Linked DNA regions of Homo sapiens: region 1 is linked to region 2. The links are chromatin contacts, found by Hi-C or POLR2A ChIA-PET in ENCODE. All regions are on one chromosome and are shown on one strand. The core of a region is the stretch at or near the end of the contact, and the rest is flanking DNA. Distances in the headings are between cores, read along the strand shown. Region 1 holds the start of LINC02026 (long intergenic non-protein coding RNA 2026). Region 2 overlaps LINC02026 (long intergenic non-protein coding RNA 2026).

Region 1 (3,801 bases), core at 1,047-3,546, 43 kb before region 2:
CAGAGGCTCAACATTTTAATATTCTCCAGAGCAGAGGTTCTTAACAGGACCCTTAGGTGGGGCTTCAGGGGGTCTTTGAACACCTGAAATGACCTGCAAAGACAAGTATATATTTGTATCTCCATAGGAGCGTGGGGGATGTGATTTTCATCAGATTCTACAAAGCTCTGTGACTCTGAAAGTTTCAGGACCACTACACTAGGGCTTCTCTTCTTTGTAAAATAATTGGCAGGTTAGTCCAATTATTTTTACATTCAGGCTTTTTTTTTTTTAATGTGTTTTCTCCTTTTTTTCCCTTAGTTGCTGACCTCCATAACAGCAGACAAAATTGGAAGCAAGAGTGATTTTGGAGGAGTCACACTTAGATGTTTCCCTTACCTATTTCTGTTCTGGAAATTTAAAAATCTTACTTCTCGTGACAGTCCTACATGAAAAATTAAAAATCACAAGGATTCATGGATGGAAAACTGAGACTCAGAGAATGATCACATTCACATCGTAATAAATCAGCAATAGAGTGAGTGATTGTTCCTTGGTAAGAAATCAACTCTAAACTCAGTTGGAAACCTTTGCCAATATTACTTAACACATGACAATCTGGTGTGACTCATTTTTCTTGACATTATGCAAATAAAGGAAACAAGACTGAGTGGCCTTCTGTCCGGAGAGCAGGAAATGAAGGCTGTCTGGGGCCACATGTTTCCTGGGACATGTGGTGTCAGAAATGGGTACTAGAAGAACCAGGCCTTTGTTCATGTCTTTTATTTTTTATTTTTGTTTTTTTTTAGATGGAGTCTCACTCTGTCGCCCAGGCTGAAGTGCAGTGGCACTGTCTCGGCTCATTGCGACCTCCGCCTCACCGGTTCAAGCAATTCTCCTGCCTCAGCCTCCCGAGTAGCTGGGATTATAGGCGCCCGCCACTACACCCAGCTAATTTTTGTATTTTTAGTAGAGACATGGTTTCACCATGTTAGCCAGGCTGGTCTAGAACTCATGACCTCGTGATCCACCCGCCTCCGCCTCCCAAAGTGCTGGGATTACAGGCGTGAGCCACGGTGCCTGGCTGCCATTGTTCATTTCTATTTCATGAGTGATCGGCTCTTGTTGGCCATGGCTGGAGGAGTCAGCTCCCAAAATCCACACTCTCTAGGAGTGCTGAACCATAAATAATCTATCAGGACTCCTAGATTCCACTCTCTAGAGCTGCAACCAGAAGTTCCTTCCTTCCCGGCCCTGCTTCCCACTAAAGGAAACATTTGACTTTTGGGGATGAGATGTTTCAAGCCAGCCAATCCTTCTCACAGGAAGCAGAACCCCAGCCACCATGGAGCTTATCCTTGGGGCGCAGAGAAACACTGACCTAATGCTGTAATCAAGTACTGGATTTTATTTTTAAATCTTTTTACCTCACAAGCTGACTTTATTCTGGCTAGAGGGCTCCTGAACCTCTGTAAACTCCCCAGGAGGTAATTTCCAGTGCTAATCTCGCTAACGAGGTGTCAGTTACAGAAATGGCCCACGCCCTGGTTTCTTCTAAGTGGACATTACAGTGTTTCTTCAGAGGGGCCTGTGCTGGGACACCTCGGAAATGGAAGAATTTATAGCAAGGATGTTATTTCTCACTAAGTGAGCAGAAGAGCTGGAAGATCTCTTTAGAGATCATTAGAAGGATGGGGAAACTGAGGCTCAGAGAAGGGCAGTGGCTGCCCGAGGCCACAGAGCTGAGTGGCAGCAGGGTTGGGTTAGAGACTGGACCTTGTGGCGGAGCTGGCCTGCTTTGGGCTGTTCCACACACCACTGACTTTCTAGATTGTTTCATGTTCATGGAATCATCCTCAAACTCTACTCCCCAAAATTGTACCATAGATTAACTTCGGGCACCCCCCAAGTCAAAACTTCAACAGCTAAGGGACACGGATCATGCGGCCTGCTGAACACGCCATCAAGTGGGGCAAAGTCTTCTTTCTTTGTGATCAGGGTATGCACTCTCCCTTGGCCTCTGAATAAGCTGTACCCAGGGTTCCTCGATGACTCAGCTGCAGCAGGCTATCCACCACACATGTCCGTGGCCACCACGGCGGGAACCGGGCTCACCATCACTTACCACTAGAGATGTCAAACCACCCCCCTCCTAACCCAGGCCCCACTGCGGCCTCCCTGCCCTGCTCCAGCCTCGGTCTGTTGTGCAAGAGCCAGAGGGGACTTACGATCACGGAGCCACACGCCCAGGCCCAACCCAGGCCCAGGAGCTCCACCCTAGGGAAACGCCTAAGTCAGAACAGAGCACTCCTAACCCCCCGGGGCAAGGAGGGGAGGCCAGGCAGCCGGAAGGAAACTCCTGAGCTTTTTACGGAATGCACAAGACAAAAGGTGAGGGTCTCCACGTAGGGAAAGAACGCATTATTATTTACGGCCTTGGTCTGGAGAGGAGAACATGCTGCTCTTTGCAGCCCGGCGTGTGATTCATTTCCCCCGGGAGCTGCAGGGCCGAGGCAGGGCGTGCGCTCCGGCAGCCTCCAGACAGCCGCGCACTCCCGCCCGCTCGTTTATTTATGGTGCTTTATCAGCGGCTGTGCACCGCGGCGATAAAGTTTATGAAAAGAGGCGGCGTCTCCGGCCGGCGGGCTGGGCCCGGCGCTCCTTTCCCACACTGATTAGGATCAGCCAGGGCTTTGGAAGCTGCAGTTAAGGATCTCGGGTGCCCGGAGCCTCGGCTCCCCCTTCCTGCCCCGCCCGCGGGCTGGCCGGCTGCTGGCCCGCGTGGGAGGCGAGGTCAGGGCTGCGGCCGCGGCCCTTCCCCTGGGAGCGGGAGGGAGGAGGGAGGAGGAGGAGAGAAGCCGCCCTGCGGGGGAGGGAGCTCCAAGGCCCCGGGAAGTGGGACAGCCAGAGAAAAATACCGTCCAAATATAAATGGGCAAGTCCCCACGTTAAGAGATGAACGAGAATTTTTTATTTTTTGAGACAGAGTCTCGCTCTGTTGTCCGGGTTGGAGTGCAGTGGTGAGATCTTGGCTCACTGCAACCTCCGCCTCCGGGGTTCAAGGGATTCTCCAGCGTCAGCCTCCCGAGTAGCTGGGATTACAAGCGCCTGCCACCAGGCCTGGCTAATTTTTGTATTTTTAGTAGAGATGGGGTTTCACCATGTTGGTCAGGCTGGTCTCGAACTCCTGACCTCAGGTGATCCACCCAACTCGGCCTCCCAAAGTGCTGAGATTACAGGCGGAACAGGAATTTAATAGGAATTTTTCTCCTCTGAAGGCGGTGCACCGTCTCCTCTCCCCCATTTACTTTCCTACATTCCTTTCTCCTTTCCCGTCATTTCACCTGCATTTACTGTGTCTTTGCATTAAGGCTTGATTCATTTTGTCCCTTTTCATAGCCATGTTTTGTTCAGTCCTTCAGAAGATAGAAATTGAACACCTGACTTGTGGACAGCACCTCTAAACACTGCAGAGAGAGATTCAGAGATGAATAGCCCTGGCCCTTAGGGTTCTTGCGGTCACAAGCACCGTCCAGTAAGAGCAGCCCATGGTTATGAGTAACAAGAGCAGACACTACGGCAGGCACTTGGTTTAGGGACATTGCCTTGTTTCATCCTCACGGTGACTTCAGGAGGACAGTGCCATCGTTACGCCGTTTAACAGATGGTAAAACTGAGGCCCAGAGAGGGGAGTGCCTTGCTTCAGATGACTCAGCAACGCAGTGGCTGAGCAAGGATTTGAACTCAGGCAGAATGGTGGCAGAGCCTGTTTGCCTAACTTCTAAATTTCCCTAACTCTCTAGAACAGAGGGTAGTAGGAGT
Region 2 (3,719 bases), core at 574-3,073:
CTGCTACCTTCCACTGTCCAGATCAGTGCAAATTTGTTGGAAAGACCAGTTTTCAATCACACAAACATGTATGTCCATTGCCCTGTTGACTGTGACATTTGGCCACCGTCTTCTGAACCCCTAAGGAAGACTGAAATCCTATCATTAACTAACTTTTGGATCAGAGCTGGGTATTTATGATGGAACTTAAATTAGTTACCATCACTAACAATATTTTCTTTAGCATTTGAAGAAGTATTATTTCAGTTAAATGACCATAGTAGTTCACCCATTTGTTCATTCATTCATTAGGCAAATTTTTATTGGATATTCTATGTGCTACAGTGCTACAACATCATCCCTCTCTATGTATGCAGTTACTTATTCATAGTTTATAAAGCACTTTCAAAGCATGAGGGGCTAGGGACTAAGTTATAATGGAGAGGAAAATCAGTGCATGCAATAAAATATGCTTCTCTCATTGTACCTGTAGGTATTTGCTAATAGAGTTGTGTGTAGAGGTACACACATGTTTTTATTTGCTTTTTATAACTGTTATGTTACCGTAGTTATGAGCATATGAACATACATGTTATTGCTTGCATCGTGTTTCTGTACTCTGGTTGTGGATCTTGATTCCCTCCCCCCATTTTATCATTTTTTAATGTTACTATCAGTAGCAAGGTAAGAAATTAATTCGATATGCTGTTTTCTATTAAGAAAGAAGGAATTGATAAGTCCCTGTCTGCTCAACATTTACTTTTATTTCTGCTGTCTGCCACCTGGCTTCTGATTGTCATTCATTAATTACTTCGTAATTAATTCCACCTACATTTCCTGAGCAGAGTCCACCTAAATTTGGCACATTGGAGAAAGTAGAGACTAATAAGCTCAGGACTCTGTCATAAGGGGCTCACCATACAGTAAAATACATAAGACATGCAAAAATCACTGAAATGTAACACAGCAGTCAAAGGATACGTGTAATAGGAAGAGAGTAGGTAGGAGAGCAGAGGAGAGAGAGAGGACTTCTGACAGGAAAATCAAAGAGGCCTCCATGCTCTATGTGGAAGGACCTGTGCACTGGACTGTCAGAGATCCTGCAGGATTTGGGAACTTTGACTGAATTGGAGATTCTGGGCTAAATTATAGAGAAAGAGCTGTCTTCACTCTGTGCCTGAGAGGCCAACAAACCCCATCCGATGAGATTTGGATAACACTGATCAACCAGGCCAAATCCTGTTACACGAATGCAAAAGGACTGTCCCAAATACTGGGATCTGTCTGGAATAGCTCTTACTATGTATCATCTCATCATAGGACAGATTGAGCACCAAACAGCTCATCTGCAGAAGCTTGTTAATTTTTTGTGTAGAGGTTTGGGTGAGATGGTTTGCACATTTGCTGGAAGGAGGCTGACCTGTATACTTTCTTAGGAATGGGGAAAAGCTGAGTTGGCTGGCGCTTGGAAAGTGTCTGTACATTCTTGGCTTGGGAAGTGTTTGGGATGCATTTATATAATGCGGTTCCTTTTCCTGTAGCACAAAGAAATGACAGTAGGAGGAGGAGGGCTGATCACACAGCAAAATAGTGCCCCATACTTCAAACCAGCCCCTTTGAGTTATCCAAGTGTACCACGTCCTCCCCTACCCCAAGTTACAAGCAGCTGAATTGAATTAAAAAAACAGTCCCTCCGTTGCTGCTGTGACCTGGCCTGCCAAATTCTCAGCTGGCGTGAGTTTTTATAGCTCCGTTATAAACCCCTGAAAAGTGAGGCATATAATGGAAACATTGACATAACCTGAACGCCTAGGAGCGGCTTGTGCCACTCTAATTATCCTTATGTCTTACTGGCCCGTTTCTCTCCTTCCCCTGGCAGGACCTGCTGCCGCGGTTAGGCCTGACTGTCCCAGGGGCTGGGGGTTCGAAGCTGGCGTTTGCTGGGGAATAATGAGATAGTGTCTGCTGGTGGGAAGCCCCCTGCTCCATACATACTAGCTCCTCCCCTTTGCCTTTCTTCCCTTGTTCTCCTCCTGCACCACCTCCCCCTACCGCCTCCCCCGCAAAAAAAGGCAGAACAGTTCAGTTGGTTGTAAAAATTAATGAGTTCAGATACAGACTTGCCTTATTCCGGTCCAGCTGCGTAACCAGGGTGATTCCAACCAGCATTCTAGACGCTGACATCAGCTCCACACCCCGGCACAATGCTGCTCTGTTTGATCTCAGAAACAGATCGGGCTCCTGGGCTTTATACATCCTGCTTCCTCCCTACGTAAACTCATTTTATTACCCACCGGGAGAATGCATCTCAACTGCGCTCTCCCTGGGCAGCCAATGCCAGAGGATCAGGCCCTACAGCTGACTCTTCTTCTACCAGCTGGACACTTTGATCCAGTTTTCCTGGTCCTCTTTGAGGTTTCTCCCCAACCAGGCGTTGACAACTGGTGGAAGACGATGGTGATAATGATTTCACCACTTTTCATTTTCAGTGCTCTTCTACGTTCCTGTCTGACCTGTGGTCCACAACCTCCCTGCCAGGTGGAGGTGATAGACCCATTTTATAGATGAAGAAAATCTGGTAGAGCTGGTGAGTGGCAGAATTAGGAATGGATCACAGGGTTCTAGACTCATAATCCAGTGCTCATTCCAGGGACTCAGGGGGTTGACCTCTTGGTGCAGGCACCAAGCAAGGTAGATTTAGTTTGTGTTGTGACCTGAGCAAGAAGAAGGCTCTATGGACCCACTTTCTGGGAGGCAAAAGGAGAGAGGAAGTGGCAAGTCTATGTCAGGCCCTTCAAAGTACATCATGGTGTCCTTCATCTGTCACAGTTCCTGCCCCTTCTACACCCTTTCTACAGAGTGCTGCTTGCTCTGCAGCTGGTCCAAGAAGCTTCACCTCCCAGGAGCACCAGACAGATGATCTCCTGTTTACAGTGGTTCCAGGAGCACCAACCCCAAGGATGAGTTATAAGCAGGTCTCTAAAGAGATTTTAGGAGAAGCTGCTAAAATGGTGGCAAAGCTCTTTAGAAACATAGAAGTATGAACCTTTTTATGGGGAGAACTTATAAGAGTTTGGAGAGGTCTTCCAGGGTAAGTGTTATAGCATGTATCTACTGAACAGGGAAGAGGAGATTAGGGGGTCTGTGTTAGTTTCCTGGGGCTGCCATAACAAAATACCACAGACTGGCTTCAACAGCAGACATTTATTCTGTCTCGGTTCTGAAGGCTGGAAGTCTGAAATCAAGGTGTCAGCAGGACCGCGCTTCCTCTGAGGTTGAGCAGAATCCTTCCTTGCCTCTTCCTAGCTTCTGGAGGTGGCCGTCAGTCCCTGGCCTTCCTTGGTTTGCAGCCGCATCACTCCGATCTCTGTCTCTGTCCTTACCTGGCATTCTCCCTGTGTGTCTGTGTCTTCTTATGCCCTTTTTCTTTTTTCTTTTCTTTTCTTTTTGTTTTGTTTTGACAGAGTCTCGCTTTGTCGCCCAGGCTGGAGCGCAGTGGCATGATCTTTGCTCACTGCAACCTCTGCCTCCCCGGTTCAAGCAATTCTCATGCCTCAGCCTCCTGAGTAGCTGGGATTACAGGCACCCGCCACCACCCCTGGCTAATTTTTGTATTTTTAGTAGAGATGGGGTTTCACCACATTGGCCAGGCTGGTCTTGAACTCCTGACATCAGCTGATCCACCCGCCTTGGCCTCCCCCAAAGTGCTGGGATTACAGGCATGAGCCACTGTGCTCGGC

The links. A loop is a pair of places that touch in the nucleus more often than their neighbours do. ChIA-PET counts read pairs that join two places held with the same protein, here RNA polymerase II (POLR2A). Pooled maps may share reads with other maps.
Region 1: a loop to region 2 is called in a map of endothelial cell of umbilical vein, with 4 times the contacts of the local background. The contact joins the promoter of LINC02026 here to the enhancer-like site in region 2. A Hi-C loop is called at or near these places in 6 of 168 maps with a recorded cell type or tissue (B cell, Caco-2, Calu3 and 3 more), 13 of 37 single-sample maps with no recorded cell type and 15 of 50 pooled maps. POLR2A ChIA-PET finds 5 or more read pairs at or near these places in 7 of 52 experiments (K562, MCF 10A, OCI-LY7 and 4 more).

Annotation. Positions count from the first base shown.
Region 1 is chr3:194,002,154-194,005,954 of GRCh38, reverse strand. It overlaps LINC02026 (long intergenic non-protein coding RNA 2026), which reads left to right and starts at 2,296. Exons shown (of 3, transcript NR_033944.1): 1 at 2,296-2,370. It overlaps LINC02028 (long intergenic non-protein coding RNA 2028), which reads left to right. Exons shown (of 3, transcript NR_136179.1): 3 at 301-499. RefSeq lists an enhancer at 1,722-2,237 and a silencer at 2,601-2,770.
Region 2 is chr3:193,959,080-193,962,798 of GRCh38, reverse strand. It overlaps LINC02026 (long intergenic non-protein coding RNA 2026), which reads left to right. Exons shown (of 3, transcript NR_033944.1): 2 at 2,838-3,070. Among named protein-coding and RNA genes, the nearest start is that of LINC02026, 43 kb to the left of the region's middle. RefSeq lists an enhancer at 418-3,070. Within about 2 kb of position 1,823, at least 4 of the 41 ENCODE cell types and tissues checked have a DNase peak (open chromatin) inside an H3K27ac peak, as active enhancers do.